Linked DNA regions of Homo sapiens: region 1 is linked to region 2. A link is a loop called in an ENCODE intact Hi-C map of the cell type or tissue named here. Cell type or tissue: heart left ventricle. All regions are shown on one strand. Region 1 overlaps PDE7B (phosphodiesterase 7B). Region 2 overlaps AHI1-DT (AHI1 divergent transcript).

Region 1 (4,000 bases), 400 kb after region 2:
CTTTTCTGGGTCAAATCTCCCTCTGAAGGTGAGAGTCAAGTCAAGGAATGATTTTCTTGAAGTGCAGCATGCTCTTCCAGCAGTTTCTGAGAGGGAGATGTCCCTAAAAGGGTGAAGAGAGGGCATTTGTTCCAGGACCCTGGTTCCTCCACCTTCCAGGATCCAGAGGCCTGACTGTTCATCACCACTTTCAGTGCATTCTCAACGCTCACTCTCTGCATGATTCAGAAGGCCACATTCTTCATAATACAGTCATGCTAGACTTGGAATTTTGACAAGCCATGTTCTCATTTCTGTGATCTATGCTTCATAAAGACCATATGGAGTATACTAAATCTAAAGAAATCTATCTGATTGTGAACACACTGTGTGAGACACTACTAAGAAGGGAGTCAGAGTGAGGAGGGCCTCTGGTGGCATTTTCCAACTTGGCTGATTGACACAACTAAAAGTGTTAGACATAATTGGGAGTATGTCATTAGACACTCACTAACAAGGTGGTACCCCACTTAGCAGAACCCTTTTTCCACCTAAGGGTCCTGTTCAGTGTGGTGAGGAGCGACATTGGTCAGCAAACGTGGCTGCTGCGTGTGGTACTCATGTTACAGAAACTTCCTAAACCCTTTTGGGATCTCTCTATTGCCTTGAACAGATGGCCTGTGAGCTGCGGGGCCTTCTTCCAGATCCACGGCCTGCAGCATCTAGGCTTGTGCCCAATCACTAAATGGAGTCCTGCAGGGCCCTTCCTGATCTGGCCCCTGCCAACTTCCCCAGCCTTGCGTCTCTCCACTCTCCAGTTCTCCTGGTTATCTGAATCCCATTCCCTTCTAGCCATTCTTCATTTCCTTCATTTCCTCAATTGCCTTTAGAGTTTTGCATCAACAGTTTCTCATTCTTAGAGCAAACACCCTCCCAGCTTATCTTGCACCTCCAACCTTCACTGAAGACTTGTTTAATACTAGTTTCTCTCTCCCCTACTTAATCAGAATACATTATTCAGAAAGTTTTCCACAACCCATCAGGATGTAGCCAGTTTGGCTGATCACCTAGAAGGGACCCCTTTTTCCCAAATCTAGGTTGGTTCTTCCCGCTTCCTCAATGCCAAGGATAAGGGCACATCAGACAGAGTCACTGCCTCCATCCTGCCCCAATGACCTCTGCTCTGTAGACCTCTGGTCCTGCAGGCTAACCTCTGAAGGACCAGGGCTCTCCATCATGGGAGGAGCAAAATCTTCCCCTCATAAAACCCCATGATTTACATGGTAGAACTGTGCTTTGTATCTTGTACACACTACCACCAAATGACCCTATTCTGCTTCTACCTTCTTCCTTCCGCAAAACCAGATACACAGCAGGCCCCATTATGGTTTTAGGGTATATAAGATGGTTTCTCATATATTACATTTCTGTAGAGGAGTGAGCATTGTTACTCCCTGTACTCTACAATGAGTTTTGAAAGGAAAAGTCAACTCTGACTAAGATCACACAGCTGTTGAGGAATAGGTTTGGGATTTGAACCCCGATATACTCAGTTCTTTCCATTATGTCCACCAATCTGTTTTCTTTTCTTTTTTGTTCTATATTGCCTCCTGTTTTCTCCAACACAAAGTGTCTATGGACTTCACCTTTTAAAAATGACTGTATATAAGTGAAATGTGTTTGGCTTTAGTTGTTTGCCTTCACAGCTATCTTTTTGAAAACAAAGTGTGGCTAGGTGTAAACCCTTGGGATTCTGAGACAATAAGTAAAAGATGAAATAGCATTGCAAACTTCTGACATTTTTGAACTGTGTATCAAGATTTGTGGCATATGTATTTGAGTCTGCTACAGGAAAATTCCCAGAGCACATACCACAATTATTCCCAAAGTACCTTGAACTGAGATGCCTAGTCAGTTCCTATAACTGGGTGCACCAGAGATCGCACTGTACTCCATGCCATAAGCCTTCACAGGTACAGGTTTTTCTAAAATGGAGCTTGTGCAGAGGCTATAGTCGTTTTGCACAATGAAAGAGGCTGTCTTCAATGTGCATTTCGATGTGTGCTATGGGAATCAGGACTAACCACGACCCATGGAGACAATGCTGCATGACTTGGAGAGTGCAACGTAAGACGCAATGACTCTGAGCCTGCACCACGCCATCTGACCTCAGGATCTCCCTGCAGGGATACGAGGAGATCTTAGCCATATAGCCTTTCTATTGCCCTCTACTGTCTAGGGATAAAATGACAGAAAACACAGTTCTGCATTTTGGAAGTTTGCTTAATAACTAAAAAAATAAAAATAAAAATTACTCTTGGGCTGAAAGCAGGTTTTCCAAGTTTTGGTTCATAATAAGTAGTTTTTAAACATTTAAAAATAGGGGTATGTAATAAAATGCTGAGAGACTCTCTGGAGACCGCTGCTGCTGGCACTGCTCTAATAGAAAGCATACGCCATTGAGCTAACATTCTGTTCTTTGACTGAAGAAGAAAACAAAGCTGTTAAAAGCTGGTAAGCTCATTTTCCAATAGCAATAGCATTAATATCTTTCAAGTCACTCCTAACCATACCTAATTAGAGGTTTATAAGGGATGGCTCTTCTGGAAGGGTCACCTCAGGTTACGTAGCCCACAGATTTGCTGTTGATTGTTGGCAACAATGGATTTGTGTAGATTTTCTGCTCAGCTCGAGGTGATTATCTTTTTTCTTTTTTTTCTTTTGCTGGTGTGTCTCTTATTTTGACTGGCTGAGGTTGGGCTGGACGATGAGGCCCTGATTTGAAAGCAGTGCCAGGTTGTTGCTGGAGATCTGCACTGACAGATTGTTGAAAACTTATTAGTCTCTGACGTTTTAACAGCCTGCAATGGGATAGAAATCTGCTCTTTCACTGGAAAAGCTTAAAAAGGAAAACATGAGCTCGAGCTGAAATCAGCCCCAGTTCCAAATCTGCCGTCCTCTGGCACCGGAGTGCTGAGGGCTGCCACAGTGTGTAGAGATTGAGGCCTGACTATGCCACCCACATGGTAGACAGGACTCTGCATAAAATGATGTGGCCCTGGGCCACTGTCACGTAGGAGACCCTGAAAATGTATCTTCTGGGAGCTGGGGTGTTCTCAACACTGGGTGCTAATGGCTTCAGCAGTAGGAGAAATCAGCCTCACTGAGGTTTCAGCTGGGTGGCTGGGGGGATTCTTTTGGTCATAGCCATTCTATAAGATAATTCAAGAAAAAGGACTAAGAAACACTTCAGCTTGGTATCCTCTTTGGGGTAACTTCTACCTCAAATGGGCAAAATGATGGCAGCCGGTATCACTGGTGAGAGACATCTGGAGCCAATTAAGAGCTCTAATACAGAGATAGCTATATTGTAATTATTTGATACAATGCTAGAGTAATTCATTAAGCATCCTGGTTCTTCGAAAGCAAACCAAGCCTCTCCAGTCCAGTCCATAAAGATTTTTTTTTAAATCACTATTGACCCCAATTTTTCTCCAATCCCCTCTGTGACGACCACTTTGATTAAGCTCTCTGCTTTCACCCCCAGCAGTTTTGCTCCCATCCTTGGCAGCTGCTTTCAAGATCTTAACCAAGGTTCTGGACTTTGCCCAGACAGCTACCTATGCCTAGAGGAGTCCTCTCTTTTACCAGATAACTCTTTCCTATGCTCCAGACTCAGGCCTGCGGTCATGTCTTTCAAAGCCTTCTCCAGTAACCCCAGTCAGGGGTGGGTACCCAGCATTGAAAGTGCCCATAGCCTTCTATGTTCTGACTTCAGAGTAGGCTACAAACTTCTTAAGGAAAAGACCTGGCCTGAATCTCATTTCATTTTGTATCCACACTCATGATACACTGTTAGCACAGAGTAGGCACTCAGTAATGTCTTGCTGACTGTTCACTTATTCATTCACTCACTTGATAGACATTAATGGAGATCCAAACTTCCAGGCACTGTCAGGGAGTTCAGTTTCTTAACAGGAGATATCTTTTTATGCTCTACAGACCTAAACTACTTTCTCTC
Region 2 (4,000 bases):
CCTTGATGTTACATAAACTAATAGTGTGTTTTATAATTGATGGTGGCATAGACTTGATGAAAAACAGTATAATACAGTGTGATAGGTGCTATAATAGGAAGAAGTGGGAGATGCTATGGAGTAAATAGGTGGTGGTCATATCTCATAATCAAGGTTTGTTACCTTGAGCAAAAGTCAGTCAGATGGAGATGGGAATGAATTGAGGTGGGATGCAGGGAAGTTATTATTCCAAGAAGAGAGAATTACACATGCAAAGCCATCAAGGCTGTTTGTCAAGAAGCAGGTAGAGGGATTGAATCAGTTTTTAGGGGATGGGGGAGTTGGGATGCTGGATTGTGTTTTGCCTTAGCTTTGGTGTTACAGAGCAAAAGCAAAGGGAAATAGTACCTCCACATGTCAAAGGAAAATTTGGTGTCCAAAAGCTCCCATTCCCGCTAGGAGAACTGACCTTGTGTATTAGGGTTCTCTAGAGGGACAGAACGAATAGGATAGATGTATATACATACAGGGGAGTTTATTAAGGAGTATTAACTCACACAATCACAGGGTGAGGTCCCACAACAGGCTGTCTGAAAACTGAGGCGCAAGAAAGCCAGTCCAAATCCCAAAGCTGAAGAAATTTGACTCTGATATTTGAGGGCAGGAAGCATCCAGCACAGAAGAAAGATGGAGGCTGGGAGGCTAGGCCAGTCTAGTCTCTTCACGTTCTTCTGTCTGCTTTTATTCTAGCTGCACTGGCAGCTGATTAGATTGTGCCCACCCAGATTGAGGGTGGGTCTGCCTTTCCCAGTCCACTGACTCAAATGTTAATCTCCTTTGGCAACAACCTCACAGACACACCCGGGAACAATACTTTGCATCCCTCAATCCAATCAAGTTGACACTCAATATTAACCATCACACCTTGTCTGGGATCAGTTTTGTGTAGAATTAGGTTCACGGATAAAGTTAGCTTTGTTCTCTTCCAGTATTTTCTTGAATGAGGATGGTTTCCACTTAAGGAATAAAGACATTAGTTTTGATGGCTAAGAATGGAGTTTTCACTCAATCCTGTCTGCACATTGCCATCACCCCAAGTAATGCCTTAGCCACACTCACAGAAGTTTGATTAACTTGCTATGGAGAAGCATGAGCATTGGTATTTTTTATCCATTGTCTCCATGATACTACTGTGCAGTTTATTTAAAAAAATGGGCTTATGGTCAGGGAGGGTTAGGGCAGATGAACAGCTGGTCAGCAGAAAACAGGAACTGCAGCACCTATAAGGCTACAAATGAAGCAAAGCATCAGTCAAACACTTGGCCTCTTAGGGGAAACCATTTATTTGGGCAGATATGGTAGGGAAATGCGGGATAAATTTCTGCCATCATATGATAAGCCCTAGGATTTACCAAACACCTTGGATCATCTTGGAATCCTCTCATTCTAAGATAACAGATCTCTCTTCTGGCCTCCTATGGGTGTTTGGATATAAAAGACAGATACACAACTTTCACATCCAGGCCCTCAGATACACATTTCCCAGGGTAGCCCTGAGGTGGTGCTGCTGTACTTGTGGTCACATCTTGGTTTGAAAACGCTGGTAGAGAGAGTGGAACTTTTCCCTTCTTTTCACAAAGAGTATGGGGCTTTTGCAAGGCCAAAAATAGAAAAAAAAAGCCTAAAGTTGGTGCCTACATGTTTGTGTGGAGCATTTAAGCTCAAACAGGGCATATATATGTTGGGTAAGAAAGTGGATATTCATCCATAATGACAGTATACTGGTGATATCTCTGCTATGTCTTGACATAAATAGGATTCCTATAGTTTTACCTTGCTCAGTTGCAGGAGTGGGAAAGGCAGCTGAGTGGGGAAACTGAGTCAATATATACAATGTTAACAGTAGACTTTTGAGCCAAAGGATGGGGTGGACACATTCAAGAATGAAAGGAATAGTGGGTTTGCAACCGTAGAGGCTGAGAGCAACATTAAGTAACAAGTCACAGACAGCACTGTTCTCTCAACTCCCTCTGTGCAGTGCTAGTGTATATGAGTGGGGGTCCCCTGATAATGTCTACTCACACAGGAGCCAGCTTGAGTCAGTGGACAGCTGGGCTGACCCTACCTGCATTTGTACTTCAAAGCTATGTGATACTTTAGTGTATTATAGGCTGCACTTGGAGGTGTGTTGTTTTGAAGACAGATTTGTGGCACAACCAGTGGAATATTCTCTGCCCAAGAGTGGCGGCTGAGGCATCTAGCTTATTAAAAAGGCCTCCAAACTGGTCTCCCTGCCTCCACCCTTGCCCCTCACAACTCTACTCTCAACAAAACAATAGAAATGATCACTTGAGAATCAAACTCTGTCTTCTCTACTCAAAAACCCTTCTATGGCTCCTCTACTCAGGCTGAAAGTCAAGGTCAGTACCATGGCCTCTAAGGCCCTTTGTGATTTGTGTCCCCTCCCCTACTCCTCTGACTTCATCTCCTCTTACTGGTCCACACTTCTGCCCCAGGGCCTTTGCATTTGCTTGTCTTTCTGCTTAAAATACTCTTCCCTATATATTTTGGGGAGCTCATTCTTCTTCTCCTTTAAATCTTTGTTTGAGTGTCATCTTTGCAGAAAGGCTTTCCTTGACCACCGATTTCGATTTAAAGTGACATCTGACTGAGCCAGAAAGAAATAGATTCCCTGAATAGATAAATAATGAGCTCTGAAATTGAATCAGTAATAAATAGCCTACCAACTAAAAAAGCCTCAGGATCTCATGGATTCATAGTAGCATTCTACCAGATACATAAAGAAGAGCTGGTATTATTCTTACAGAAACTATTCCAAAAAATTGAGGAGGGACTTCTTCCCAACTCATTCTATGAGGCCAGCATCATCTTGATACCAAAATTTGGCAGAGACACAACAAAAAAGAAAACTTCAAGCCAATATCCTTGATGAACATTGATGGAAAAATTCTCAACAAAGTACTTGCAAACCGAATCCAGCAGCACCTGAAAAGGTTAATCCACCATGATCAAGTAGGCTTCATCTCTGGGAGACAGTGTTGGTTCATGAATAAATGTGATTCATCACATAAACAGAACTAAAGACAAAAACTACATGATTATCTCAATAGATGTGGAAAAGACTTTTGAAATAATTCAACATCCCTTCAAGTTAACAAGTCTCAAAAACTAGGTATTGGAGGAGCATGTTTCAAAATAATAAGAGCCATCTATGACAAACCCACAACAAACATCATAGTGAACAGGCAAAAGCTAGAAGCATTCCCCTTGAAAACTGGCACAAGACAAGAATGCCTTTTCTCACCACTGCTATTCAACATAGTATTGGAAGTCCTAGTCAGAGCAATCAGGCAAGAGAAAGAAATGAAGGGCATTCGAATAGAAAGAGAATTCAAAGTATCTCTGTTTGCAGAAGGTATGATTCTATATCTAGAAAACTCCATAGTCTCAGCCCAAAAGCTCCTTCAGCTGAAAAACAACTTCAACAAAGTTGCAGGATACAAAATCAATGTACAAGAATCACTAGCATTCCTACACACCAACATCAACCAAACTGAGACTCAAATCAGAAAGGCAATCCAATTCACAATTGCCACACATACAAAATAAAATACCTAGGAACACAGATAAGCAGGGAAGTAAAAGATCTCTACAATGAGAACTACAAAACACTGCTCAAATAAATCAGAGAAGACACAAACAAATGTAAAAACATCCCATGCTCATGGGTAGGAAGAAGCAATATCTCTAAAATGGCTATACTGCCCAAAGCAATTTCCAGATTCAATGTTATTCCTATCAAACTACCAACTTCATTTTTCACAAGGCTAAACAAAATTATTTAAAAATTTATGTGGAACCAAAAAAAGAGCCCGAATAGCCAAGGCAATCCTAGGCAAAAAGAACAATGCAGGAGGCGTCATGTTACCCGACTTCAAACTATTCTACAAGGCTACAGTGACCAAAACAGCATGGTACTGGTACAAAAGCAGGCAAATAG

What was found. Peaks named below come from ENCODE experiments on the same cell type or tissue, not always from the same donor. Only the 100,000 strongest peaks of a DNase experiment are listed, where the experiment ranks them.
Region 1: a loop joins it to region 2, with 2.5 times the contacts of the local background. A loop is called at or near these places in 20 of 110 quality-filtered maps.

The regions. Positions count from the first base shown.
Region 1 is chr6:135,936,605-135,940,604 of GRCh38, forward strand. All of the region lies in intron 1 of PDE7B (phosphodiesterase 7B), which reads left to right. Among named protein-coding and RNA genes, the nearest start is that of PDE7B, 87 kb to the left of the region's middle. In heart left ventricle, CTCF peaks have their summits at 2,224 (motif pointing left) and 2,423; DNase peaks (open chromatin) are centred at 2,146 and 2,763; H3K4me3 peaks cover 1,343 bases; H3K27ac peaks cover 1,990 bases.
Region 2 is chr6:135,539,143-135,543,142 of GRCh38, forward strand. The region is part of intron 2 of AHI1-DT (AHI1 divergent transcript); the gene reads left to right. Among named protein-coding and RNA genes, the nearest start is that of AHI1-DT, 43 kb to the left of the region's middle. In heart left ventricle, a CTCF peak has its summit at 1,536; no DNase peak of the experiment used is centred here.